Linked DNA regions of Homo sapiens: region 2 is linked to region 1. A link is an interaction called in ENCODE POLR2A ChIA-PET data of the cell type or tissue named here. Cell type or tissue: GM12878. All regions are shown on one strand. Links, peaks and the distances in the headings refer to the core of each region. The heading gives the core; the rest is flanking DNA. Region 1 overlaps HM13 (histocompatibility minor 13). Region 2 holds the start of BCL2L1-AS1 (BCL2L1 antisense RNA 1).

Region 1 (14,912 bases), core at 2,688-10,687:
CCTGTAATCCTAGCTACTTGGGAGGCTGAGGCAGGAGAATCGTTTGAACCTGGGAGGTGGAGGTTGCAGTGAGCCGAGAATGTGCCACTGCACTCCAGCCTGGGCAACAGAGTGAGACTCCATCTCAAAAAAGAAAAAAAATCTTTTTAATTCACTCACAGACTGGAAAAAACTAAAAATTTTGGTGTTATCCAATGCAGGTGAGCGCCTGGGTAGGCCAGCACACTTGTAACTGTCAGTGGGAATGTAAAATGGCACAATCTTTTTGGAGGGTGATTTGGCACTATCTAATTACAAATGGAGATGCATTTGACCTGGTAGACCTACTGCAGATAGACTTGAAGAAAATAAGTGCACAAATTATGTGTATGAAGTGTTCACGACAATACTGCTATGATACCCCAACACTGGACAGACCTAAATACCCTCAGGGTACACTGTAAAACAGAACCATGAGCAGCTGTTAAAAAGAATGAAAGAGGCTGGGCACGATGGCTCATGCCTGTAATCCCAGCACTTTGGGAGGCTAAGGAAGGCGGATCACAAGGTCAAGAGATCAAGACCATCCTGGCCAACATGGTGAAACCCCATCTCTACTAAAATTACAAAAATTAGCTGGGTGTGGTGGCATGCACCTGTAGTCCCAGCAACTCGGGAGGCTGAGGCAGGAGAATCGCTTGAACTAGGGAGGCGGAGGTTGCATTGAGCTGAGATCGCACGCCACTGCACTCCAGCCTGGCGACAGAGAAAGACTCTGTCTCAAAAAAAAAAAAAGAATGAAAGAATGGGGTAATTTGACTGTGTTGATATAAAAATACCTCCGTGGTAAGAATCATGTATTTGATACATATAAAAATATATATAATTTAACATAAGTATAGATTTATGCATGACAGAATCACAGGAAACTGTATTGGGGAGAGGATTATGGTTCATTTGTACTTTAGGTTGAAAAAAATATTTCTTTTTTTGAGACGGAGTTTTGCTCTGTTGCCTAGGCTGGCAACAAATTTTTTTAAATGATGTACATTATTGATGAATCGGTTTATTTATTTACCTATGAATGAGATGGGGTCTCACTATGTTGCCCACACTGGCCTCTAACTCCTGAGCTCAAGTGATCCTCCCACCTTAGCCTCCCAAAGTACTGGGATAACAGGTGAGCCACTGCACCAGGCCTACATGTACATATTTTTTTTAATTGATACTTTTTTTTTTTAATTGAGACAGAGTCTCGCTGTGTCGCCAGGCTGAAGTGCAGTGGCACCATCTCAGCTCACTGCAACCTCTGCCTCCCGGGTTCAAGCGATTCCCCTGCCTCAGACTCCCGAGTAGCTGGGACTACAGGCACATGCCACCATGCCCAGTTAATTTTTGTATTTTTAGTAGAGACCGGGTTTCACCACGTTGGCCAGGATGGATTTTTGTAGTTTTTGTAGAGACAGGGTTTCACCATTGTTGGCCAGGGTGGTCTTGAATTCCTGACCTCAGATGATCCACCCACCTCGGCTTCCCAAAGTGCTGGGATCACAGGTGTGGGCCACTGCGTCCAGCCTACATTTTAAGATGTAAATTAAAGACATCCTTGAGGAATTTTCAATGACCAGGAAAAAAGCTGACGTACTATTAAAAAGAACAAAAAGGGGCCAGGTGTGGTGGCTCATGCTTGTAATACCAGCACTTTACAAGGCCAAGGAGGGTGGACAGCTTGAGCCCAGGAGTTCGAGACCAGCCTGGGCAACATGCAAAACCCCATCTCCACTAAAAATATGAAAATTAGCTAGGTGTGGTGGTGCACGCCTTGTAGTCCCAGCTACTCTGGAGGCAGGGTGGGAGGATCGCTTGAGCCCAGGAGGTTGAGGCTGTAGTGAGCCATGATTGCACTATGGCACTCCAGCCTAGGTGACAGAGCAAGACCTTGTCTCAAAAACAAAACAAAACAAACAAAACAAGGGCCTGGCATAGTGGCTTACATCTGTAATCTTAGTGCTTCAGGAGGCCAAGGAGTTTGTTACCAGCCTGGGCAACATAGTAAAACCCTGTCTCTAAAAATAAAATACAATAAAACAAAATCAGTCGGTTTTCCACTTGAGTCCAGGAATTGAGGTTGCAGTGAGCCATGATTGCACCAGTGCACTCCAGGCTGGGCAAGAGTGAGACCCTGTCTCTAAACAAACCAATAAACAAAGAAAAACCTAACATAAACAACAAAAAGAAGATCTAACACTACAGTTATGATTATAATAATGCTAAACATACACTTATTAAAAGGCTGAAAGGGATGGATGCAGTGGCTTACGCCTGTAATCCCAGCACTTTGGGAGGGAGAGGTGGGAGGATCACTTGAGCCCAGGAGTTTGAGACCAGACTGGGCAACAAAGCGAAATCTTGTTTCTACTAAAAGAAAAAGTTGGCCGGGTGCAGTGGCTAACGCCTGTAATCCCAGCACTTTGGGAGGCCAAGGCGGGTGGATCATGAGGTCAGGAGTTTGAGACCAGCCTGACCAACACAGTGAAACCCTGTCTCTACTAAAAATACAAAAATTAGCTGGGCGTGGTGGCGCGCGTCTGTAATCCTAGCTACTCAGCTGGCTGAGGCAGGAGAACCACTTGAACCTGGGAGGTGGATGTTGTAGTGAGCCGAAATTGCGCCACTGCACTCCAGCCTGGGTGACAGAGCGAGACTCCGTCTCAAAAAAGAAAACATTAGCAGGGTGTGGTGGTGCGTGCCTATAATCCCAGCTACTTGGGAGGCTGAGGCAGGAGGATCTCTTGAGCCTAAGAGGTTGAGGCTGCAGTGAACTGTGATGGCGCCATTGCACTCCAGCCTGGGGGACGGAGTGAGACTCTGTCCTAAAATAAATAAATAAAAAGCCCGAAATGAGATATGCCAAAATGTTAATGACTACTTCTGTGTTGTGGTATTTATTTTTCCCTCTATTGATATACTTTCTTTAGTTTTTCTGAATATATTTTTATAATCCAGAAAATAGTACAACTAAGGAAGGTTTGCAGTAACATGAGAAAATGTTTATGATGTTATTAATGTGAAGTGAAAAAAGCAGCTACAAACTGAATACACCATGTGGTCACAGCTACGGAGAAACCATGCACAGGGAGAAACAGTGGAAGGACACACCTCCGAAGGGAAACTGTGACTGTCTCTGGTAGTGGGGTTTTGGATGACTGCTGTTTTTCCCTTTTTACTTTTCTGTGTTTTCCAGGTTTTCAACACTGAGCCTGCATAACTTTTATTGGGAAAATAAACCTCGATAAATTAAAAAAAAAAAAAAGGCCATTAGTATGGTAGAGGTATGTCTGAGCACAAGCTATACCCCATCCCAACATAAACAGTACAATGAAACCAAACTGATATCACAAAAACAAAACAAAAAGCTACATGGAGAAAAGAAATACGGACTAGTGAGAAAGGGTCCCAAACACTAACAGTTGTTGTCTTTGGGTAGGTCTATGGGTGAATTATTAATTTTTCTTTCTTCTTTATTTTCTATAAATGAACATGCATGGTTCTTGTGATGGGAAAAATAAAACAAAATAAGATAAAGTCATTTAGATCAAATGACACAACAGGTGGCAAAAGACTTACTTTGAAAAAGAGGTAGAGCCCCAAGAGTGTGCAGCTGGCGATGATGGGGAAGCGGGCGGCATCCCGGCTGGTGATTGTTTCAGGCATGTCTGAAGCATTCTAGAGGAGAGAAGAATGACAATGGCTCAGCACGGCTGGTTCCCATATGTTCCTGCAAGGCTCTGCTAATGCTATTCCCTTGGCTAGGGATGCTGCCTGCCTCATCCTGGGGCAAGATGCTCTGATCTTGCCATTTTTTTTTTTTTGAGATGGAGTCTTGCTCTATCACCCAGGCTGGAATGAAGTGGCACAATCTTGGCTCACTACAGCCTCCGCTTCCTGGGTTCAGGCGATTCTCCTGCCTCAGCCTCCCGAGTAGCTGGGACTATAGGCATGCACAACCATGCACAGCTAATTTTTGTATTTTTAGCAGAGATGGAGTTTTACCATGTTGGCTAGGCTGGTCTCGAACTGACCTCAAGTGATCCACCTGCTTCGGCCTCCCAAAGTGCTGGGATTACAGGTATGAACCACCATGCCTGGCTGATCCTGCCATTCTACCATGAGGAGATCTGGACCCTGATCAAGAGACCAAGGAGAACCCAGGGCATGTGTGACACATCTGGGGAGAAGGGCTATGGCAGAGGCCATTCCAGTATGGAATAACTGAGAGAAGAAAACCTGGACACCAGTGATGCCACAGCAGTTTCAGACCTCTCGAAGAAAATTGTTTTCAGTTTTCTAATGGATCAGCCAAGAGGGAAAAATGACTATTCTGTCATCCAGTAGGTAATGAATATTATGAGTTGAAATTAACAACAAACAAGACAGACAATGGCTGAAACTGCACATAGGGAGACACCAACTGTGAGGAGAAGCAAATCTTGACAAAACTTAAATTTAAGAAATTTGACTGGCAGACTTGAAAATGGTAAAAATAAAAGCCACAATTAAATTTATAATGGCAGATGCTATAGTTGGCAAGAATGTGATGTGGGTAAAGAACTGATGAAGGATAAATATTTACATGAAAAAGAACTGAATGCAATCAAAATAATTTCAGTATTATAAAAATGGAAAAGAATTGAAAATGGAGTAACAGATCAACATAGGAATAGATTAGCTTCATAGAATTTATGCCAAAGAAGGCCAGGCGCAGTGGCTCACGCCTGTAATCCCAGCACTTTGGGAGGCCGAGGCGGGTGGATCACAAGGTCAGGAGTTTGAGACCAGCCTGGCCAACATGGTGAAACCCCGTCTCTACTAAAAATACAAAAATTAGCCGGGCGCAGTGGCGGGCACCTATAATCCCAGCTACTCAGGAGGCTGAGTCAGGAGAATCGCTTGAACCCAGGAGGTGGAGGTTGCAGTCAGCTGAGATCGCACAACTGAACACTCTAGCCTGGGAGACACAGCAAGACTCCGTCTAAAAAAAAAAAAAAAGGATTTATGACGAACTTTCTTTTTTGTTTTTTGAGATGGAGTCTCATGAGCTCTGTCACCTAGGCTGGAGTGCAGTGGTGCAATCTTGGCTCACGGCAACCTCTGCCTCCTGGTTCAATCAATTCTCCCGCCTCAGCCTCTCAAGTAGCTGGGACTACAGGCACATGCCACCATACCTGGCTAATTTTTGTGTTTTTTGCAGAGAGGGGGTTTCACAATGTCGGCCAGGCTGGTCTCAAACTCCTGGCCTCAGGTGATTTACCCGCCTTAGCCTCACAAAGTGCTGGACTTATAGGTGTGAGCCATTGTACCTGGCCAGAACTTTCTAATGAAAATTTATCAATGATATATAGTACTGGTATAAATTTCTTTTCTTTCTTTTCTTTTTTTCTTTTTTTTTTGGTATAAATTTGTATTCCAAACAGGGTCAAAAGCTTCCAGGATCACAGTGGTCTCTACCTGCCCTCTCTCTGCTAGGCAAAATCCTCACAGTCCTCAAGGGCCTAGTAAATGTCACTGCCACGAAGCCCTTCCAGATTTCCCCGCTGGGACAAGCCTACTCTGCAACTGTTTTATATCATGGCTACCAAAAGTCCTAGCAATGCCAGATTAGACTCCTGCTCATGCTGAAGTTCTTTCCATAGTAGCCAGGCTCATTACAGTGCCTGAGATTCTACTATCACCATATCCATCTTGCAAGTAAAGCACCAGCATCCCTAGAAGAAGGGATCACATTCAGTTATGGAGACTCACAAATATTTTGGCTGACAAAAACCAACAATAAAAAACCTGCTAAGAGAGAGGGTGTCTGGAGAAGGTAAGACTGGCTCAGAGAGGCCCTAGTGTCCCAGGTGGAAGGTTGCAAAGAGGGAAGGAGATGGGGCAGAGGGCAGTAAGCCCACAAAATGACTACTAGGAGAGGGAGGTGTGGGCTAGATTCGAAATCCTGGGTTTAAGTAATCCTCTTGCCTCAGCCTCCCAAGTAGCTGGGATTACAGGCATGCACCACTGTGCCTGGCTAAAGGAAATACATAGACAGCACTGGCCTAAAGTATAAACCTGTCCAGCCTTTTCGGGAGGGTAATTTGGCAGGATGCATTAGACTGAAATTTCCACATGCCCAAAGATACAAAAAGAGGAGCCACAGAGGCCGGGCACAATGGCTCACGCTTGTAATCCCAGCACTTTGGGAGGCCGAGGCAGGCGGATCGTGAGGTCAGGAGATCAAGACCATCCTGGCTAACGTGGTGAAACCCCATCTCTACTAAAAATAGAAAAAATTAGCCAGATGTGGTGGCGGGCGCCTGTAGTCCCAGCTACTCGGGAGGCTGAGGCAGCAGAATGGCATGAACCCGGGAGGCGGAGCGTGCAGTGAGCCAAGATTGTGCCACTGCATTCCAGCCTGGGCGACAGAGCGAGACTCCATCTAAAAAAAAAAAAAAAAAAAAAAGCCACACAACAAGAACTACAAATGGCTCTTAATAATAATAAAAAAAGTCTTTATTCTCACTCTTAATAAGAGCTCAAACTAAAGCACACTGAGATTCTGTTTTTTGTCTATCGGAAAGGTAAGAATCCACACACTGGGTAACATACTGAGTCGGTGGGGCTACGGGGAAAGATGTAGTCTCCCACACTGCCTATGGGAGTCAATCTGTCTTCCTGTAGAAAGCAACTAGGCAATACACAAAAAATTACAAATGCACATACCCTTTGACCAAGCAATTCCATCTGTGGGAATTCTCCCTACAGATATAGTTCATAAATAAGTAAAATGCTACACATAAAGTGTATCCAAGGTATTCCTTGCTCTGTTAACGGCTTGCTGAGTGACTGGGTTTACTTCTCTGTCAAACAGGAGGACAATCTCTAGCCTCACTTCAAAAAAGGTCCAAGAGCCTTCTTTTTTTTTTAAAGAAAAGTGACAGGGTCTCTCTCTGTTGCCCAAGCTGGAGTGCAGTGGCAGGATCATAGCTCACTGCAGCCTTGAACTCCTGGCATCAAGTGATCCTCCTGCCTTGGCCTCCCAAAATGCTGAGATTATAGGCGTGAACCACCACACCCAGCCCCATAGGAGTCTTAAAGCAAATAAGATATGGGATGCGAAACAGCCTGGCAAACTAAAGTACTGTGCCTGTATTGGGGGTTGTGACTATCAGGGAGAGGTGAGTGAGGAGGCCCCTAACCACACCCTTGCCTATGCATGGCTGAGGCAGCCCAGGCTCTGGGCTGGAAGGGAGACCCTCCCCTCTGGAGCCACTGGAGGCAGCTCCATGTGAGTCACTTGGACAGCTTTGCTAGGAGGTGGGAGTGGGGTGGGTGAACAATACCCACATGAGAGGCCCAGTTTCCTTCCTTCCCTATTCTCTCCCAACCCTTGGCTTCTGCTTTTGCCAGCAGTGTGCTGTGGGACTTGGGCAAGTTCCTCATCCCCTCTGAGCATCTCCACACATTCAATACATTTCCTGTGTAGCAGTAGTATGGGTACAAAAATGAGTTCCTGATCTTGAAACACTCACAGGCAGGTAGGTTAATACTGTGACATGATACATATTACAGGGAACACGTATTCTATTTTATGGAATGCACAGCAAAACTGGCTGGGCGTGGTGGCTCATGCCTGTAATCCCAGCACTTTGGGAGATGGAGGCGGGCGGATCACCTGAGGTCAGGATTTCGAGATCAGCCTGGCCAACATGGTGAAACCTTGTCTCTACTAAAAATACAAAAATTAGCTGGGCGTGCTGGTGTGCATCTGTAATCCCAGCTACTTGGGAGGCTGAGGGAGGAGAATAGCTTGAACCTGGGAGGTGGAGGTTGCAGTGAGCCGAGACTGAGCCACTGAACTCCAGCCTGGGTGGACAGCGAGACTCTGTCTCAAAAAAAAAAAAAGACCAGCCTGGCCAACATGGTGAAACCCCGTCTCTACTAAAAATACAAAAATTAGCCGGGTGTGATATTGTGCGCCTATGGTCCCAGCTACTCAGGAGGTTGAGGCAGGAGAATTGCTTGAACCCGGGAGGTGGAGGCCGTAGTGAGTGGGGATCGTGCCACTGAACTCCAGCCTCGGCAACAGAGCGAGACTCTGTCTCATAAAAAAAAAAAAGCCCCCCTCCCAAAAAAAACCCCAAACAGGCTATTATAATGTAGTGTGACACATGATGCAATAGACATGTATATCACTGTGACACACAGTATGAACATCAGCAGTTATGAAGGGACTCTGAGATCAGGAAGTCCATTTGGACTCCCAGCTCTACTTCCCAGCTGTGGGACCTTGGGAAAGTGATTTTTTTTTTCTCTAAGCCTCAATTTCCTCAGCTGTAAAACAAGTTGTGAGGATTCTGATTTCTGCTTTGGAAGTACTCAGCATTGTATCTCGAGTCATCATTTAAACCGTATACACCATTTGTATCATTATTATGCAAAACGGAATCACGACACAGCCAACAAGACACTATTTCTGCAGAGAAGTAAGGGAGTCAGAGGTGGCAAGAGCAGGTACCACTTAAGCAAGGCCTTGATGGTCAAGCACAGTGTCTGGTAGTCTGGAGCCAGACAAATGCTGACTGGGTTTAGGAGTCAGCTTGTCAGTTTTTTTTTTTTGTTTTTTTTTAGTGGAGTTTTGCTCTTTTTGCACAGGCTGGAGTGCAATGGCACAATCTCAGCTCACTACAAATCAAGTGATTCTCTGCCTCGGCCTCCTGAGTAGCTGGGATTATAGGCACCTGCCACCACACCCAGCTAATTTTGTATTTTTAGTAGAGATGGGGTTTCACCATGTTGGCCAGGCTGGTCTCAAACTCCTGACCTCAGATGATCTGCCTGCCTTGGCCTCCCAAAGTGCTGGGATTACAGGTGTGAGCCACCATGCCCGGCTTGAGGAGTGTGCTTTGTGTACAAGGAAAGGAAGTGCTTATCAGGCAGAAAGATATGCACATGCAGAGGCTCAGGGCTGTCAAAGGACACGCAGGACTCTGTGGCTTCACCTACAAACCAGCATTATGGCTCATTTCCACATATTCCTTTCAATTCAGCTCAGCACCCTGGGTGGGAAGAGGCCTAATCTTATTCAGTGACAAACCAAGGTTGGACAGATCCTCTCCATTACACAGAGGACTCTGGTCTCCTTTGCGGGTGACTTATAAATATCCCATGCTGCAATGCTGAGTCAGAATGGGAGACTGGACTGTAATCCCAGCACTTTGGGAGGTCAAGGTGGGCAGATCGGTTGAGCCCAGGAGTTTGAGACCAGCATGGGCAACATGGAGATACTCTGCCTCCATTAAAAAAAAAAAAAAAAAAAGAATGGGAGACCTGAAATCTGACGATAATAGTAATAACAATAACATTACTGCACTGTTCTAGGTACTTTACATGTTTTCATCCTCACAAAAACCCCACAAAGCAGGTACTTTTTTTTTTTTTTTTTGAGATGGAGTCTCGCTCTGTTGCCCAGGCTGGAATGCAGTGGTGCAATCTTGGCTCACTGCAACCTCCGCCTCTTGGGTTCAAGCAATTCTCATGTCTCAGCCTCCCGAGTAGCTGGGACTACAGGCATGTACCACCACGCCCAGCTAATTTTTTGTATTTTTAGTAGAGACAGGGTTTCACCATGTTAGTCAGGATGGTCTGTCACAAGATCCTGACCTTGTGATCTGCCTGCCTTGGCCTCCCGAAGTGCTGGGATTACAGGCGTGAGCCATCACGCCTGGCCAGCAGGTACTTTTAATAGCTCTTTTACAGATGAGGAAGCGGAGGTCTAGAGAGGTGAAGTAACTTGCTTAGTGTCACACAGCTGGTGAGTGGCAGAGCCAGGACTGAAACTGAGGCAGTCCAGTTCCAGACCCCAAACTCTTGGGAGCTGTTTCCTAGAAGATTTCTATCTTTCCTATCTGGAAATTTCGGTTGGAAAGTTTTAACAGGAAGATACTTGGGAAGCCTGCAACCTTTCTGAGGAACAGAATCCTGAAGGTAACTGAACAGCTAATCTTTGTAGTTACAAAAATACTAAAAAGTTGCTAGGATTCTTTACCAATCCAATTGCGATTTTTTAACCAGATTTGTGTATGTAAATACAATAGATCCTGCAACATAAAACACAATTAGAAAGTGGGGGAAAAACCTGACACAAACAGCAGAAGTAAATGTAGCTTCCAGTGACATTCTGGATGTTGTTATCAGAGCGGAAACAAAAGCTGTAAGAGAGGACAGATGCCTGCTTCAAGCCATTGGCACGGTTCAAGCTCTCGGAGCACTGCTTCTACGCCATGCCCTGGAAATGATCTGAAATTCATGGGCCATTCTGTTACTGTTGACCCAGCTGGAGACTCCAGAGTCTCCATTCTTTACCACAACATCCAGTCACTCAGCTCTCCAAGGTTACCTTTCCTAACTTCCCACCCCAATCCTTTGGCCCTCATTGCTGCATTGCTGTCTTCACAACCCCTGCACCAACATTACACTTCTCCCTCCTGCCTATCACCCACCCTGCCATGAGCTCTTTCTAAAGCCTACACCTGATTGTATCACGTATCTGCTTAAAAACCTCTGGAGAAGCCAGGCACAGTGGCTCACACCTGTAATCCCAGCACTATGGGAGGCCGAGGTGGGCGGATCACTTGAGGTCAAGAGTTCGAGACCAGCCTGGCCAACATGGTGAAACCCTGTCACTACTAAAAATATAAAAATTAGCCAGGCGTAGTGGCACGCGCCTGTAATTCCAGCTACTTGGGAGGCTGAGGCATGAGAATTGTTTGTACCTGGCAGGCGGAGGTTGCAGTGAGCCAAGATCACACCACTGCACTCCAGCCTGGCCAAAGAGTGAGACTCTAACAAATGAACAAACAAACAAACAAAAACAACAACAAAAAAACAAAACCTCTGGAGAACAGACTACTCCACAGCCATTAAACAAGAATTGAGGTCATTGCTGGTGGGAAAGTAAACTGATACAACCTCTATAGTGGATCATATGGTAAAATCTATCTAAATAAAAAGTGTGGGCTGGGAACAGTGGCTCACGCCTGTAATCCCAGCACTTTAGGAGGCCAAGGCGGGCAGATCACCTGAGGTCAGGAGTTTGAGACCAGCCTGGCCAACATGGTAAAACCCCATCTGTATGAAAAACATAAAAATTAGCCAGGTGTGGTGGGTGCGCGCCTGTAATCCTGTAATCCCAGCTACTCAAGAGGCTGAGGTGGGAGAATTGCTTGAACCCAGGAGGCAGAGGTTGCAGTGAGCTGAGATGGCACCACCGCACTCACACTCAGCCTGGGCAACAGAGCGAGACTGTCTCAAAAAAAAAAAAAAAAAAAGTGTGCATAGCCTTCGACCCACCAATTTTGAGAAATTTATCCCACAAATACACAGACAAGTGTGAAATAAAAATGTATAATGTTATTAATTTCAGCATGGTTTGTAATAGCAAAAGACTGAAACAACCTAAATGACCAGTTGGGGACTCAAATTCTCAAATTTGAGCATGCATCAGAATCACCAGGTGGGCTTGTTAAAACACACATTGCTGGGCCCACCTTGAGCTTCTGATTCAGAATGTGCATTTCTAACAAGTTCTGGGGTGATGCTGACACTGCTGGCCCAGGGACCAGATACTAGAGAACTAGCATTCTAAGCAAACTGGAGTACAAGTGGGATACCATACAGCTGTTAAAGAACACACCCACCCCCTATGTACTGACATGATTGGATCTGCAACACACATTAGGTGAAAAAAGCAAGGTGCAAGGAAGAGTGTACTGGCCAGGCGTGGTGGCTCACGCCTGTAATCCCAGCACTTTGGGAGGCCAAGGCGGGTGGATCACCTGAGGTCAGGAGTTCAGGACCAGCCTGGACAACCTGGTGAAACCCCATCTCTGCAAAAATACAAAAATTAGCCAGGCATGATGGCAGGTGCCTGCAATCCCAGCTACTCGGGAGGCTGAGGCAGAAGAATCGCTTGAACCCAAGAGATGGAGCGTGCAGTGAGCTGAGGTTATGCCATTGCACTCCAGCCTGGGTGACAGAGTGAGACTCGGTCTCATTAAAACAACAACAAAAAAAATCAGGGAAAAGTATATGCCTATTTATTTGTAAAGACACAGAATCTTTCTGGATGGATATCTAAGAAACACAGGAGAGGGGCTGCCTCTGAGGAGGGAAATAGGGCAGCTTGGGGTAGCAGGGAGACTTTCACTGTGCACCCCTTTGTACCTTTTGAATTCTGTACCATGGGCATGTATTACCTACCCTCCCCACCATAAAAGATGAGGTAGATCTCTCTCTCTCTCTCTCTATATATATATGTATATATTTTTTGAGACAGGGTCTCACTGTTGCCCAGTGGTGCAATCAGGGCTCACTGCAGCCTTGAACTCCTGGGCTCAAGTTATCCTCTCGCCTCAACCTCCAGAGTAGCTAGGACTACAGGTGCATGCCATCATGTCTGGTTAACTTTAGGTCTATATGTACTGACATAGAAAAATAATGAAACATATTATTATTATTATTATTTTTGAGATGGAGTCTCACTCTGTCGACCAGGCTGGAGTGCAGTGGCATGATCTCGGCTCATTGCAACCTGTGCCTCCCGGGTTCAAGCGATTCTTGTGCCTCAGCCTCCCGAGTAGCTGGGATTACAGGCGTGCCCCACCACACAAAGCTAATTTTTGTATTTTTAGTAGAGATGGGGCTTCACCATGTTGGCCAGGCTGGTCTTGAACTCCTGACTTCAAGTGATCCACCTGCCTCGGCCTCCCAAAAGTGCTGGGATTACAGGCATGAGCCACTGTGCCTGGCCAACATATTGTTAAAGAAAAAAAAAAAATTGCTGGGCGCGGTGGCTCATGCCTGTAGTCCCAGCACTTTGGGAGGCCGAGGAGGGTGGATCACCTGAGGTCGGGAGTTTGAGACCAGCCTGACCAACATGGAGAAATCCCGTCTCTACTAAAAATACAAAATTAGCCAGGCGTGGTGGTGCCAGCCTGTAATCCCAGCTACATGGGAGGCTGAGGCAGGAGAATTGCTTGAACCTGGGAGGCAGAAGTTGCAATGAGCCAAGATCACGCCATTGCACTCCAGCCCGGGCAACAAGAGTGAAACTCCATCTCAAAAAAAAAAAAAAATCAAGTTGTAGAGAAATATGTACTATATAATCCAATTTTTATAAAAATAAATTTACATGTCTATATACACAGACACATATACAATGAATGTGTAAACACAGAAAAAACTCTCAAAGGTTATATACTCAACAGCCAGTTGGGTTACTTCCAAGGAATAGTGCCCAGGAGGCTTTTCCTTTATACTTCTGCACTGCTTGATTTTTTTTTTTTTTAACAAGTGTATAGTATTTTTGTAACAATACGATTAACCGCTGCATTGCTTTCAGGATTCTCTTCCCCAGAAAGGCCACGGGCTTCCTGAACATCTTGTCACTACATCCAAGCCCCTCTCCTGGGCTCACACCACACTCTTCACTGCCTCCCTGAACACATCTTGTGGTCCCCTGCCCCACCTTCTCCTGCTCTGCCTGTTGGACTCTCCCAATCCATGCAGAGACAACTGCTGCCCCCTCCAGGAGGCCTATCAGAGCTCTATTTACTTGACTAGTCACATGTCTGTTTCTCCTTGGTGACTGGGCTCAGTGAGGGCAGGGCTTGGCCTTCTTTGTCCCGGAACTCCTGGTACCCAGCCCAGAGCCTAGCCCACAGCAGGCACCCAGTCCTGTTCGCTGAGGGCCCTTTAAACCAATGTTTAATGTGCAGCTACTGCCTGGGTCATATTCGCTTCTGTCTGGGATATAGGACTCTGACAGTGATGGGTGCTGCTCTGAGACTGCTCCTCCCAAGGCTACTTCTTCACAACATACTCCTGGAGGCTCTACCTTCTTTCTCTCCATGATTTCACAATTTTCCCTGCCTGTTATGGACACCTTGACCCTTGGGGATTCTGTCCTCACATTCCCTCTCTCCCAACTGGTTTTGGGGTCCAACACTGGTGGGAAATCAAAACTGGGTCCCCACACTAACTCTTCTCTCTCCTTTTCACATGACCAGGGAAACGACTCAGGGTAGAAGGGGAGTCATTTGCCCTGTCCTTTCCCTAGGTCAATGCTGCTTGTCTTTAAAGGTACCTGTGTTAGGAGAGAGCCCTGGATGAGGACTAGGCATACCTGATTCTGCCCCTAAATGGCAGAGTGATCTTCAGAAGTCATTTCTTTGACTCTCAGTTTCTTTTCCTGTACAATGAGGATAATGAAACTGGCTCTGCCTGCCACCTCAGTTGCTGTGAGCATCAAAGGGCGTCAAGGTTTTGCAAGCTTTACCGCATCTGGGTCATTGGTGGTGGCAGGCTCTTAATGGTCAGGTCCTGTTTGTAAATTCATACAGTCCTCCACACCCTGCTGCCCTGCAGGAGATGCTTGGGAGAGGTATTCAGAGGCTAAGGCTTTCTCCTATCCATACCCTCTGTTCCAGCCACACCAAACCTTCCACTATTTCCTGAACTGCCTCGTAGCCTCCTGCCTCCGTACCTCTCTCTGCTTACCTGGTTTCTTTTGCTTAGAATGCCTTCTCCTGGCTGAAATTCTACCTCTACGTCAAGGCTCAGGCCTACCTCTAGCACAAAGCCTCCCTGCATTGTCCCAGATGTGCTCAATCTTTCTCCCTAAACCTTGTAGCATTGCTTGTAGTATAATCACAATCTAGTTATTATTCTTTCACCTACGCTCCCGAATTCCTTGGTGACAGGGCTCTGACCTACTCATCTTTGCAGCAATCCTCCCTTACCCCTGACAGTGGTGGAAGTTCAGGAAATACTGTTGCCTGGAAGGTGTTTTCTGCAGAGATTAGTGATCCATGTACAGAAGGTGCCAGGGAGAATTA
Region 2 (14,912 bases), core at 6,666-14,665, 150 kb before region 1:
TTCAGTACATGTATTTAAATTTATAAAAAGTAAGTAAATTGATAGAATAATGTTAAGTAGGCCAGGCACAGTGGCTCACAGCTATAATCCCAGCACTTTGGGGGGCCAAGGCGAGAGAATAGCTTGAGCTCAGTAGTTCAGGACCAGACTGGGCAACATAGTGAGACCTTATCTCTACAAAAAAAGAAAAAGAAAAAAAAATTAGCCAGGCATGGTGATGCACACCTGTAGTCCCACCTAGTCGGGAGGCTGAGGCAGGAGGATTGCTTGAGCCTGGGAGGTTGAGGCCTCAGTGAGCCTTGATCACACGATTGCACTCTAGCCTGGGCAACAGAGTGAGACCCTGTCTTGAAAAGAAAAATGTTAAGTAAATAATAACAGAATCACATATAAGGTCAAAGCAGTGATGGCTGAAATTGTGGATAGAGTGGACCAAATGTGTCTGTGCTGCCTTCCAGCTCTAAAATCCTGCTTCAGTGATTCAGACCACATAGTCTCCCATTCACAGAGAACAAGAACTTGAAGCTCAGCCTAGAATAAGCAGATAAAGTGACAGGAGAGCAATCCTTTGGACCAGGCCTACCTCCTGTTAATTTGGAAGGACTTGGGAAGTTCTTGCACATATACTGGCCTTCTGGCATTACCTTATTTATTTATTCATTCATTCACTCAGTCAGTCAGTCAGTCACTGAGCACCTTCTGCCTAGTAGGCCCTGGACAACGGCAGCTCTGATGCTTCTTCTCTCCTAATATAAAGCAAGCTACCCTGACCCCCGCTCCCACTGGAGCCTGTCTACTCTGTGGCCTGGCATATGCCTGGCGGTAATGTGTGTGCTGAAAGTGGAATAGCCACAGCCTAGGCAGAGCCCTGCCCTCCCTTTGCTGCACTGTCTCTGTCCATCTCTGCCTTCCTCATCTTATTGCCATCCACACTTTGAGGCCTGGTGAGCAAATGATTTTGCTTCCATGAGAGCAGCAGAAATAGTTGCTTTATCTCTTTCTTCATATAGGTCCTCATAGTTATCAAACTGGAAAGAAATCCCCAAGGGCCTCTTCTCTCGCCTTTTATAGATGGGAAACAGAGGGCCAAGAGGGCAGGCAACTCCCACAGTCCACATCTAATTCATCAGCAAATCCTTTCAGCTCTACTTTTATTGATTGATTGATTGATTAAGAACAGTATCTTGCTGTGTCTTCCAGGCTGAAGTGCAGTGGCGCAGTCATGGCTCACTGCAGCCTCAGCCTCCTGGGCTCCAGCAGTCCTCCCACCTCAGCCTCCGGAATAGCTGGAACATGCCATCACGCCTGGCTACTTTGTGTCATTTTTTTGTAAAAATAGGATTTTCCCATGTTGCCCAGACTGGTCTGAAACTTTTGGACTCAAGCAGTCCTCTCACCTCGGCCTCCCAAGTGCTGGGATTGTAGACATGAGCCGCTACACCTGGCCCAGCCTTACTTTAAAAAATAAATTCTGAAACTGACTGCTTCTCACCAACTTCCCTGGCACCATTGTGGCTAAGCCACTGTCATATTTTCCTGATTATCTCACCAGACCCCTGGAGATCTCCACCCAGCAGCCAGACGGACGCTATTTAACACCAAGGTCAGGTCATGTCCTTCCCCTGCTCAAAACCCTACAGTGCTTTCCCAGGACAAGCCCAAGTCTTTAAATGGCCTACCAGGCCCCACACAATCGGGCCCTTGGCTACCTCCAGATCTCATCACCACCAGTCTCCTCACATTCACTGGACTTCAGCCACACTGGCATTTTTCCTGTTCCTGGAGCACCTCAAGCGTGTTCCTGCCTCTGGGCCTTTGCACTTGTTCCCACAGCCTTTTCTCAGATCTTTGCAGTGCCTGTTTCCTCATTTCATTCAGGTCTCTGATCAAATTCACCTCCTTAAGAAGTTGTCCCTGACCATGGATTCTAATCTTACCTTCTTCCATGTTTCTCTGTACCCCCTTTCTCACATTTATTCTTTCTTAATGCATCACCGTCTGACATGTTTATTGCCTGTCTCTTCCCATTTGATTATAAACTCATACAGGTACGAATTTTCATTCTATTTAGTCACTGCTTTATCCCCAGCGCTTAGTACAGTGCCTGACTCTTAGTGGGCACTTAATGAAGATTTGTTGAATGACTGAGTGTCCAAAGCTAGGGAAGGCAGCCTGTCTGGGCCTTCCTACAACTCCATAGGTCAGCCTGGCTTACAAATAGGTCATGTCCCATCTTAGAAAACTCATCTAATAGCTTCACCAAAGCTACGTGGCATCACTTTTGTTTCCAAGATAAAGATCAGACAGAGGGAGGAACTCTCTCTGCAAGTACTGTCCTTGCAGATCTGGCTTAGGGGAAAGTGGGTTCATCACTGAGTAGCCTCAGCACACTCTTCCCTTTCTCACCCCTCAAGGCACCCAGGGAACCAGGGGGGAATGCTACTTCCATGTACTTAAAGTCATCTCTGACTTCGAAGGCCTAAGAATAGCAGATTCTCAGTAAATATTGGGTAGGTGAAAGGGTGAAGGAAAGAAGGTCTTAGTAAAATCTCTTCATGTATCCTGTTGCACTGGTAAATTTAACATGCTGTGAAGTTGAATGCCCTCACTAGTAACCAGGGGCCTCAGGCAAAGTCTCATCACTTCGCTGAATTTTAGTTTCCTCATTGGTAAAATGGGAACAGCACCTACTTGCAAGATTTTGAGAATTCAAACAGTAAATATTAGTTCAGCAAATACTAGCTGTTACTTTTTGTTTGTTTATAGCTACAAATAAGAGAGACACTATGAGAAGCACAAATGGAGCCACTGATTTTTTAGCTATAAAAAAACAGGCTGGGTGCAGTGGCTCATGCCTATAATCCCAGCACTTTGGGAGGCTGAGGCAGGCAGATCACTTGAGGCCAGGAGTACGAGACCAGCCTGGCCAACATAGCGAAACCCCATTTCCACTAAAAATACAAAAATTAGCCTGCAAAAATACAAAAATTAGTGTGGTGGCACATGCCTATAATCCCAGCTACTCAGGAGGCTGAGGCACAAGAATCGCTTGAACCCAGGAGGCAGAGGTTGCAGTGAGCAGAGATCACACCACTGCACTCCAGCCTGGGCGACAGAGACAGAGTGAGACTTCGTCTCAATTAATAACGATAATAATAACAACAGCAGCAGCAGCAGCTAACATTTACAGAACGCTTACCATGGACCATTGAACTCTGCTGCTAGGCCTGTGAAGTAAGTACAGCTGTTTTCATTTTGCAGCCGGAACACCAGGCTTGGAGGGGGAAAGTGTCTTGCTCCAGGTCCTGCAACCAGGTAGTCACAGAACTAGGGTTGGAAGCCACACTGTCTCACTCCAGGGTAGGGAGGCCTGAGACCAGGCTGTGCTCTGTCCCTGTATGAAGCCTTGGAGGTATCCCTTCACTTCCTCTGGGCCTCAGTTTCTTACCTGCTCAGGATCGAACCACACATCTCTGTGACGCTCTGAAATTTCTGGTGGTCCACAGGCCACATCAAGTGGGACAGTGAGTTGCTTCCAGGCCTCCTGGTGGTGGTGCTCTGGGTATTGACTGTGAACAGCACACCTCTGGGTGCCCCCTCCCTCGACATCAGGCAAAGTACCCTAGCCCTCTTCTCACCATCTCAGGCATCTTACTGTTCTGCACCTTAAAGGGGTAATGGACTGGGGCAGAAATGAATAGGGTAGAAAACAAGAAGGAACCCACTCCCTTGTCTGGTGCAGATCAATGTTGGATGCTGCAGAGAAGAGTATGAGGCTGACAGTCAGTGGATGTGGGTTTTGTTTCCCAGTTCCATCACATCACAGAATAGAAGGAAATGCAACACCGTGGGTGCCTTCAGCCCTGAGTTTTTGGTTACATGGGGTGTGAGCATTCATCTGTACAGTGGGGAGAGAAGGGTGTTGCAGGGATTTGCTCCCTTCCCCAAATCCTCCAGAGCTGTTGCCTTCTGCTGTGGAATTCCAAACATTTCTGATCAGATAAAGGTGGCTGAAAATACTTGGGACTTGTCTGGACTAGTTGGAGGCGGTGCTGGGGTGAAGAGGTCGAGGCCACAGGAGCTAGAGCGTGGAAAGATCTAGCCTTGCCCAGGAGTCTGCCTGGTCATAGATGTGCCTATTGCTCTCTTCCCCTGGAATCCTGCAGGTTCAGAGCAATGCCCAGCGGGCTTTGAGGTGGAGAAGGATCAGACTCCTTTGTGGCAACAAGTTCTCCTACTTCAGAATGTTGCTTCTCAATTTACACACTAATTACTGGATCTTTTGGATACCCCTGAGAGAGAGAACCCTGGTAGTCACTCATCTGTCTGCATGAGTTACTTTCATTCTCCTTATGCTGTAGCCCTAGACGGAGCCCTTTGAGATGATTCCCACTTCATTTGACAGTTGGGGAAAGGCCCATACTTTCCCAGAGTCTCAGGCAGGGGAAAGGACTCACCTGCAAATCAGCGATGGAACTGGGAAACAAAATCCACATCCACTGACTGTCAGCCCAGTACTCTCTTCCCCACAGCATCCAGCACTGATCTGCATCAGACAAGGGAGTCGCCATAGCTTTGGGTGGAGAGGAGGAAGGAGAAGCTGCTTTGGACTATGGAGCACTTGGGGTCAAAGACCTCAGAAAGAAGTCCTAGTTTTTGGAGATTGCTACCCCATTCCTGCCTGTTGCCTCAGCACAGTGCAAAAGATGCCTTTTCTAGAACTTTCCCATAAGCTTCCTGTCCCCTTTCCTTATCCTGAGAGAAAGTGTCTGGAGAATACTGGACACCTTGCATAATCACCTGCTATATTGGGGCCTCTTTCTAGTTTTGCCAGGCAGTGAGGAAAGGGATGAAGAGAGTGGGAACTGGCCTTTCTTCTCTTCCCTCCTCTCTGTCCAACACTCAGCCAGACTCTTCAGCACCTTCTCTGGACCCAGCACTGGGCAAGGCCTAGGGGACAGAGCCCATGGTCAGATGGGGGAAGAAGTGAGCAGCTAGGCTCCTTGAGAAAGTGACCTGTGGATTAAGACCTCAGAGATAAGTGGGACAGAGCTTGGTAGAAGCACCAGTGTGGGCAAAGGTCCTGAGTCTGAACAGAACATGGCATGTGAGGAATGAAGCAGCCTGGCCCTAGGTGAAGCTGAGAAAACCCTGCAGGCCCTTGTAAGCCATAGAGAAGGCTCCGAGACACAAGCTGAGCCATGGTCTACTAGTAAGAACAATAAACCAGACATTTACTCAAAGTTAACTATGTGCCATGCACAATTCTAAGACCTTTACATGTATTAATTTGAATCCTCATGGTATTCTTTTGAAATAAGGACATTTTGGGCCAGATGCAGTGGCTGACGCCTGTAATCTCAGCACTTTGGGGGGCCGAGGTGGGTGGATCATTTGAGGTCAGGAGTTTGAGACCAGCCTGACCAACATGGTGAAATCCAGTCTCTACTAAAAATACAAAAAAATTAGCCAGGCATGGTGGTGCATGCCTGTAGTCCCAATTACTTGGGAGGCTGAGGCAGAAGAATCACTTGAACGTGGGAGGCAGAGGTTGCAGTGAGCCAAGATTGTGCCACTGCACTCCAGCCTGGGCGACAGAGTGAGACTCTGTCTCAAAAAAAAAAAAAAAAATTAAATAAGGATTTTTTTAATCCGCATTTTACAGATGAGGTCAAAAGCAAAATATCTTAATCTAGTTTGCAAGACTTATTGGTTCTCTGCCTGCTCTGTGCTCTGGCAGCCCAGCTTGGTAGAGAAGTAGAAATTAATTGCCTTTATCCAGATAGCACTTCCATTTCACAAATGAGACAACTGATACTTGGAGGAGAGCAGGAGAGCAGCAGCGGAGAGAGAGCAGAACTAAGACCAGCCAGTCAAGGGAGACAGAGGGAGACGAGCATCAGCTCCCTGACAGGGAAGAGTTTTCCAACGGGGCTGTCCGAAGATGAAATGTCCCACCCAGGAAGGAGGGAGCTCTCCATAAGTGCATAAGGAGAGAATGCCCTCGAGATGACTACCAACTCCCATGGGTGTGGACCATCAGAATGAAACAGACCCACTGTGGGACTTCAGCACTCCACCCTTCTGAACCCTGTCTGTGAAATGGGGGTGTTCGTGGTGAGCTTGAGTATTACATGGAAGGTTGGATGGGCATGCTGTAAGGTCCCTGGAGTCTCCGACTCTGTTCCAAGGGTGAGTATTGGTTTTTCTCACCCTGGACACTGGGAGAAGAATGGAGGGCTGTGGCCATCTACTTACGAAAGAATAGGGAGTCACCAGGGTTGAAATGAGAGAGTTGAGATGACGGGAGGCATCGGAATCCCAGGGGATGAGCCTATATGAGCACATAGCAGCCACCCAGGAACAGTTAAATGTTTGGACTCTGGAGACAGACTGCCTGTATTCAAATCCCAACTCTACCACTTGTGGCCTCTGTGACCTTGGGAGGGTGATTTATCCTCTCTGCCTCTGTTTCCTCATCTGTAAGCTGGAGAGTAATAACAGCATGTACTCGGTGGGATTATTGTGAGGATTAAGCAAATTCTTTACACACGAAGCACTTAGCACCATGCCTGGTACTTAGTAAACATCAGCTGTTTTATCTCCATCGGTTCCAGGGAAGGAGGTTATGAGCCCCCAAATGAGCATCTCTGCCCCCAGTAAATGCTTTTCTGAATTCTCTCTCTTTGCCCCCAAGCCCATCACCCTGGTTCTGAGCCAGAGAGATGGAGAGCCCACACTCGCACTGCTAGGCCTGATAGCTTTCTCGATTCCCCAGCGGAGGTGTTATCTCCTCCCGGCACAACCGCTTCCTTTTCTGAGAAATGCAAGTGCATCTGTCAGGCACAGCTTCTTAGAACTAATGGTGGGGGAGGAGGTGGAGGAGGAGAGGCTGGCAGCTGAATTGAACAGGTCAGAGTTGGAGGAAGATAAACATGAAGTTTGTTGTGAGGATACCACCAAATATTCCCTATAGCCCAGATGGCTTGAGCCCTCTATGACACCCCCTGATCTCACCACTACTGCTAGGGAGGTCAAGGCAGGAGAAACTGAGGCTCAGAAGCCAAAAGGCTTGCTGTGGCACCCACCCATACCTGGGCCGGCTGGACTGAGGTGTTGACCCCAACACAGTCTTGCCACCCCTCTCTTTGCCCTGCCTCCACTGAGCTGCTTCTCCAAGTTGCCCACCTCCAGGCCTATGTTTCCGTGGGGGAGAGGAGAAAGGCCATGTTCTTCTCACATCTCGGGAGCCAACAGCTCCCCTGGGAAAACCAGAGGAAGTGGATTCCAACCACAAACCTCACTTCTTCCGAGTCTCCGCCTGCAACTCCCTGCCAAAAGAGTGATAAGGCCTCTCCGTTTGCCCTACCCCCTTCCTACCATCTCCCAGCGATCTTCTAGCAAGGCCATGTTTGTCTATTCAGCACACATTTATCAGCCTCTCCCTCAGGGAAACTGAGGCCAGGAGCATAAGGTGACTCTGCAGGTGACTCACAGCCTGCCAATGCAGGGATGTGAGAAGGACAGAACAAGGTACAGTTCTGGTGTCCCTGGCACTTTTCCTGGCTGCTAGTAGCCTCTTCCTCTTCTCCACCTACCTCTTTCCTGAAATAACCAAGCAGGAAGGAAGCAATGGGCCTGGGCCCTCCAGAGTCACCCAAGAGGAAGGAAGGGTTCGTCTGGCACAGGCATGCTTGTTCCTCACTGAAGCCAGGACGGAAGGGTTTCACTTTCCCTCCTGGTCTTCGTCACATCCTTTTCCTGTGGCACCAGTTCCCCTCAGCTGGCAGGAGCCAGTGCTTATTCATTCAGCTGATGGCCTCAGGCTACTTTACCCTCCTTGACAGACCCAGGGCCATGGCCCTGGCTCAGAATATGGGGTTTGCTGCCAAACATACTGGGGCTTAAAAATGGCTTCCCTTTTTTTTTTTTTTTTTTTGAGACGGGGTCTCATTCTGTCGCCCTGGCTGGAGTGCAGTGGTGCTGTCACAGCTCACTGCAGTTTCAACCTCCCAGCCTCAAGCAATTCTCCCACTTCAGTCTCCTGAGTAGCTGGGACTATAGGTGCATGCCAACACACTCAGCTAAATTTCTAAGATTTTTCTTATAGAGATGGGGGTCCCACCATATTGCCCTGGCTGGTCTCGAACTCCTGAGCTCAAACAGTCTGCCCACCTTGAACTCTCAAAGATGCTGGGATTACAGGTGTGAGCCATCACAGCTAGCTGCCACTTATCCACTTTAGCTAGGTCTCAGTATCTCTGAGCCTCAGGTTACCTGGACTTAGAATGAAGGCCTTCCTCAGCCACAGAAGTACATGGACCTGGCCCATGATTGTCCTTTAGAAACTGAGCAGAGTACTGCATCAACGTTAGGAGTAAAGGCACTGAACCAGATTGCTGGTGTAGGCATCCCAGTTAGGTCACCAGCTCACTACATGGCCTTGAGCAATTCACAGATCATCTGTGGGCCACATATCCATCAGCTATATGGGTTAATGGTAGTACCCACTGACAGAGTGTAGAGACAACTAATGAACTAATCTACAAAAAAACCAAGAAGAGTACCTTACAGAGTATGTGCTCAGGAAGTGTGCGCTGCTGCTGAAGTCACTAAGGAAGTCAGGTTTTCTGTGGGTAGAGATAGCAGGGTCTAAGATGGCAAGATTGGACATCAGAATGAGTGTGAATGAAGTACTATCTTGGATAGATTAAAAGAAAAAGAATGGTGTGAGGCCAGAACTCAGACAGATCCTACTCTTGCCACTTCCTAGATAGGGATCTTGGGTAAATTCTGGAGCCTCCATTTTCACATATGTAAAATGGGGCTATTGATAAATGTTATGAGGATCAAATGAAAGCATTCATTTGTTCTTCTAAAATAGATTTATTTAGAATGGCATCTGCTGTGTTCCAAGTATAGCACACCAGGTTCTAGAGATACAGGTGACAGAGCCACACACAGTCAAGTGGGGGAGACAGGACAAAAAATAATCTCTCAAGTGAATATGATGATTGTACATGTAATTGGGAAATATGGCCTAGTGTGCATAGACTGCTTTATAGCTCAGTGCCCAGCACAGGTGAAACACTGAAATGTTTGGTAATGGTCAGCTGTCATAATAATAGTTTTTTGTTTCTTTGCTTTTATCTTTTGTTTTTTTGAGACAGGGTCTCACTCTGTTGCCCAGGCTGGAGTACAGTGGCCCCAAACATGATTCAATGCAGCCCTGACCTCCCAGGCTCAAAGATCCTCCTCAGCATCCTGAGTTGCTGAGACCATAGATGCATACCACCACACCCAGCTAATTTTTTTTTTTTTTTTAATTTTTTTGTAGAGACAGGGTCCTCCTGTGTTGCCCAGGCTGGTCTCAGACTCCTGGGCTCAAGCAATCCTCCTGCCTCAGCTCCTAAAGTATTTTATTACTGTTAACAAGTAAGGGCTGGGTGCGGTGGCTCATGTCTTTAATCCTAGCACTTTGGGAGGCCAAGGAAGGTGGATCACCTGAGGTCAGGAGTTCCAGACCAGCCTGGCCAACATAGTGGAACCCCACCTCTACTAAAATTACAAAAAATTAGCCAGGTGTGGTGGCGGGTGCCTGTAATCCCAGGCAACTTGGGAGACTAAGGCAGAAGAATTGCTTGAACCTGGGAGGCTGAGGTTGCAGTGAGCCAAGATCATGCCACTGCACTCCAGCCTGGGCAACAGAGTGAGAGGCTATCTCAAAAAAAAAAAAAAAAAAAAAGCAAGGACACCATGGACCAGAGAGGTGAAGTAACCTGCTCAAAGTCACACTACTTGGAAGAAGTGGGAAGGGTGGGCACAGTTGCTCATGCCTATAATCCCAGTACTTTGGAAGACCAAGGTAGGAGGATGAGGCCAGGAGTTTGAAACCACCCTGGGCAATGTAGTGAGACTCCATCTCTCCAAAAATTTACAAGAAAAAAAAAAAGAAGGAAATGTGGGCAGTGAAGCCAGGATGGGAACTAAAAGATCAGATTCAAGTAGGGACTATACTTCAGCCTCTGGCTGGTCCTCTGGCACTTGGGCCCCTTTCCTCAGGGCATCATGCCAACCTTTTCACCTGACTTCTACAGGGTCACAGGCACCTACAAGGTGACCTGCATCGTTCAGTTGGCTGCCTCTGGGCAGAGATCTAGCTGAAGTCAGTCTGTGCCTGTCTGAGTAGGTCCTGGGCCAGACTTGGTCCCTGCCTGCACTGAGCCCCCAGACTGTTGGGGGAAACCAGGCACACAGAGGCCATCAACCCAGGAACACCCCTCCTCTCCCTCCCACCTCAGGGCCTTTGCACTTATTACCTCTGCTAAAACAGGCTTTTTTTTTTTTTTGAGACAGGGTTTTGCTCTTGTTGCCCAGACTGGAGTACAATAATGTGATCTTGGCTCACTGCAACCTCCATCTCCTGGGTTCAAGCAGTCCTCCTGCCTCAGCCTCCCAGGTAGCTGGGATTACAGATGCCTGCCACCACACCCAGCTAATTTTGTATTTTTGGTAGAGACAGGGTTTCACCATGTTGGTCAGGCTGGTCTTGAACTCCTGACCTCAGGTGATCTGCCTGCCTCGGCCTCCCAAAGTGCTGGGATTACAGGTATGAGTCATTGTGCCCGGCTCCCCCAGATATTCTCTGTCACCTCCCCAGGACTTAAAACCCTATCATCTCTAAAATTATCTTTTTTTTTTCTTGTTATCCTCTCTGCTTCCCAGTAAGACAGGGTTTCTCAACCTTTTTTTTTTATCATCCACCCCTGCAAGGAGTCTTTTTCAGATTTTTTTGTCCTAATTGCCCTCCCATGAAATTTGAATACCTCAGCTATACTATACTATATATAGTATATATAGATATAGATATGTATAATATATAATATATAGTATATGTAAAGTATATATATAGTATATACAGTACTATATATACTACATATTGTGTGTATATATATGGTATATATAGTATAGTATAGCTGAGGTATTCAAATTTCATGGGAGGGCAATACCTATATACTATATATACTATATACTCTATATCTCCTTATGTGCTGTGGCCCTGTGGAGAGCCACAAATCACTGTAATGTCTAAGAATGCTTCACTTCACGCCATTGGAGGTGATCTTACCACCATTGAGAATGGACTAGAACATAAGCTCCATGGAAGCCTTGCTCACGGCTGAGTCTCCAATGCCAGCCTCAGTGCATACCCCTGGTATAAACAGAAGTCCAAGGAGTCTGGGAACAGAAAGGAGACATTCATCCCAGAGGTTGGGGAGGGATGAGCAGGGAAGAGGGGACTCCAAAATGGAGTCCTATAGGCTTAGTAGGGGTTGGTTAACTGAGGAAGATATGGAGTGACCAGTTAAAGGACAGTGTTGGCAAAGGCACCAGGGCCTGAAGCACTCAGGAGTATGTAGTGTGGGGCCATTCCAAGTGGGTGGCCAGGACTGTTGAAGCCTCTTGAAGTATTGGAAGAAGGACCTTGAAAGTGATACTAGCCTGGGCATCTCCTAGGGGCCAAGTCAGGAGACCCAGTTTTCTAGTGTAGGCTCTACTACAAACCAGCAGTGGAAACGTAGAATGGGCAGGTGGGTTGGCCTTGCTGACTTCATGGGCCTACCTGGCTAGGAATCCATGACTCTCCTGTGGAGGTCATTAGCCATTGCCTGTCGCCAGTGGCCCTACAAACCCCCACATGGAAGTCAGCTACCCCACTTTCCTCTTAACTCAAGCAGAGGATGCAGACAGGCCCTTGGGCCTGGGTCTCCTAGAAACCTTTGTGACATCAGAGACCTCCCTACAACCCACTCTTAAACCTCATCCCCTGCCTACCATGCCAGCCTGGTTAAAACCAGTGGGAGCCACCCAAGGTGCAGTAGGGGCTTATCTCTGCTTTTCCAGACCAGGGCTGCTCTGCAATCCTGTTTATTTATCCAGAGCAGCCGCCTGCTGAGAAAATGGCTCTGTTTATTTCCAAGTGTGTCGTGTGAACCATGGGCTAAATATACCCACGCCACCGCCTCTCCAGCACCCGCCCTGGAACAGCACGCCCCATTTTGCTCATGCTGTCTCCGCAAAAGCAATCCTTAGAATCCACACCCCTTGGAAATACTACTCCCCTTCCCCAGGAAAAGAAGCTGAAATGGAAATGAAGGTTGTCATGACCAGGAACACATGAGTGGAAGCTGGGGCAGGTGAAATGAGAATGTTTCTATGGCACTGAAATGAGAATGTTCCCTCCACCCAGGAATGACTGTTTCTGGACAGTGAATGCTTTGTGCCCTTGTGGGGACAGCGCCTGTTTACTCCAACCCAGCCCCAGAGCTGAAAATTTCCTGTGGCTGCCAGCCGTCTACTTCAGGAAAGTTCCCATCAAGGGAGCCAGGCCTCTCCCATTTTGGCTGCAACCCCAGTGTCCCTGGTTTCTTGAGAGACATTTGGCCTCTTGGGATAACCAGGGCCTTCTCCTATGCTCTTCATAGTGTGGAACTCTCCCCCATCACAGATAAGCCTATTTTGTGACTCCACCTGGGTGTACTTGGGAGCAACAAAATCAAACCTCCTGTAAGAATATTTTTGTCTGCCAAGACCCGCAGAGGCTAGCTAGGATGGAGAGGGAGACAGGGAAGCATAGCCACGGCCCTAGTGCCCTCCTTTCCCCAGATCCTCCACCTCAACCCTGCTCCCACATTCCTTCTCCTGGAAATCCATCCTTTCAGCACTACTGACAGGACAGGTCCCTCCAGCCTCCAACTTCAGGGAAGTGTCCTGACATAGCAGCCCTCCCTTTGAAGCTAGGCAGTCTTGCAGTTTGATCCCGACTCTGCTATCTGTTTGCTGAGTGTTCCCTGCTTTAAATATCAGGCATCTTATTTGTGAAATGTGGCTCAAATCTACATCTCAGGATTCTGATGAAGATGAAATGGGATACCAATGCCTGACATGTAGTAGACATGCAATACATTTGTTAACTCATGTATTCTCATGTATTTACAGAGCAAGACACTGTTCTGAGCACTGGGTGTATAGGAACGAGACAGGACCTCTGCCCTCATCAAGACACATCTAGTATAGGCCGAGGGCAGTGGCTCACGCCTATAATCCCAGCACTTTGGGGCTGAAGAGGGCAGATCACTTGAGGTCAGGAGTTTGAGACCAGCCTGGTTAACATGGTGAAACCCCATCTCTACTAAAAATACAAAAATTAGCTAGGCGTGGTGGCAGGCGCTACTCGGGGGGCTGAGGCAGGAGAATGGCTTGAACCCGGGAGGCGGAGGTTGCAGTGAGCCAAGATTGCACCACTGCACTCCAGCCTAGGTGACAGAGCAAGTCTTCGTCTAAAAAAAAAAAAAGACACATCTAGTATGGAAGACACATCACAACAAAAACAAAGTACAGAATCTAGTTATGAGAAGTACAGCTTAATGGGGGAAAAATGTGGTGAGGTGGTGAGGCCGGGCATGGTGGCTCACGCCTGTAATCTCAGCACTTGGGAGGCTGAGGCAGAAGGATCCCTTGAGCCCAGGAGTTTGAGACCAGCCTAGGCAACAAAGTGAGACCCTGTCTCTACAAAAAATTTAGAAATATTAGCCAGGCATGGTGGTGTGTGCCTGTAGTGTGGCAGCTACTCAGGAGGCTGGGGCAGGAGGATCATCTGAGCCCAGGAGGTCAAGGCTGCAGTGAGCCATGATTGCGCCACTACAGTCTAACCTGAGTAACAGAGTGAGACACTGTCACAAAAATTTAAAAATTAAAAAATAAAGCACTGAGAAGAAAAGCTGGCATGGTGGTCATTCTGTGTAGTGTAGTTCCTGTAATCAGGAGGCTGAGGCAGGAAGATTGCTTGAGTCCAGGAGTTCAAAGTCAGTCTGGGCACATCTTTTAAAAACAAGAAAAAAAAAATGGTGGCTGGGCATGGTGGCTCATGCCTGTAATCCCAGCACTTTGGGAGGCCGAGGTGAGCAGATCACCTGAGGTCAGGAGTTTGAAACCAGCCTGACCCAACGTGGAGAAACCCCGTCTCTACTAAAAATACAAAATTAGCCAGGTGTGGTGGCACGCGCCTGTAATCCCAGCTACTTGGGAGGCTGAGGCAGGAGAATCGCTTGAACCTGGGAGGCGGAGGTTGCAGTGAGCTGAGATCGCGCCATTGTACTCCAGCCTGGGCAACAAGGGTAAAACTCTGTCTCCAAAAAAAAAAAAAAAAAGGCCAGATATGGTGGCTCGTGCCTGTAATCCCAGCACTTTGGGAGGCCGTGGGCGGATCACTTGAGGTCAGGAGTTTGAGACCAGCCTGGCCAATATGGCAAAACCTTATCTCTACTAAAAATATAAAAATTAGCTGGGCATGGTGGCACATGTCTGTAATCCCAGCTACTCAGGAGAATCGCTTGTACCCAGGAAGCAAAGGTTGCTGTGAGCCCAGTTTGTGCCACTGCACTCCAGCCTGGGGGACAGAATAAAACTGTGTCTCAAAAAAAAAAAAAACTGAGAAGAAAAATCAAGGAAGGTAAGGGGACAGGCAGAGAGAGACGGGGGTGGTGTACTGTTTTAGACAAGGCAGTCAGGGAAGGCCTCCCCTAGGAGGTGACATTTGAGGGGAGTCATGGTTGTGAAATGAGGGAGTGAGGCAGGCGACGACCTGGGGTCAGGTGCTCCAGGCAAGCAGGAACAGCAGACTCCTGCGGCAGGAGACGTTGGAGGAACAGCAAGGAGGCCAGTGGGACTGGAGTGAAGTTCAGGGGACAGGGGTGGGGAGGAGGCCAGAAAGTGTTGGAGCCAGATCCCACTAGACCTTGCTGGCCAGAGTAAGGAGTGGGGACTTTATTTCAGGTGTGATGGAAGCCCTGGGAAGGTTGAGAACTTGGAGTGACTGAATGGAGTGTGCTTCTGCAAGGGCTGAGATTCAT

The links. Peaks named below come from ENCODE experiments on the same cell type or tissue, not always from the same donor. Only the 100,000 strongest peaks of a DNase experiment are listed, where the experiment ranks them.
Region 2: POLR2A ChIA-PET joins it to region 1 with 11 read pairs; 2 of 35 experiments call an interaction of 5 or more read pairs at or near these places.

The regions. Positions count from the first base shown.
Region 1 is chr20:31,516,277-31,531,188 of GRCh38, reverse strand. HM13 (histocompatibility minor 13) reads right to left here. Exons shown (of 13, transcript NM_178581.3): 2 at 3,607-3,705. Among named protein-coding and RNA genes, the nearest start is that of HM13, 9.3 kb to the right of the region's middle. In GM12878, for the core only: no CTCF peak of the experiment used is centred there; no DNase peak of the experiment used is centred there.
Region 2 is chr20:31,667,902-31,682,813 of GRCh38, reverse strand. All of the region lies in intron 2 of BCL2L1 (BCL2 like 1), which reads left to right. BCL2L1-AS1 (BCL2L1 antisense RNA 1) reads right to left here and starts at 7,706. Exons shown (of 4, transcript NR_187576.1): 1 at 7,599-7,706; 2 at 4,458-4,546. It overlaps LOC124904883 (a long non-coding RNA gene), which reads right to left and starts at 11,709. Exons shown (of 3, transcript XR_007067559.1): 1 at 11,624-11,709; 2 at 11,129-11,238; 3 at 8,567-8,630. RefSeq lists a cis regulatory region at 6,786-6,803 and enhancers at 6,723-6,867, 7,104-7,203, 7,174-7,468, 7,801-7,850, 7,871-7,920 and 1 more. In GM12878, for the core only: no CTCF peak of the experiment used is centred there; a DNase peak (open chromatin) is centred at 7,719; H3K4me3 peaks cover 1,236 bases; H3K27ac peaks cover 1,691 bases.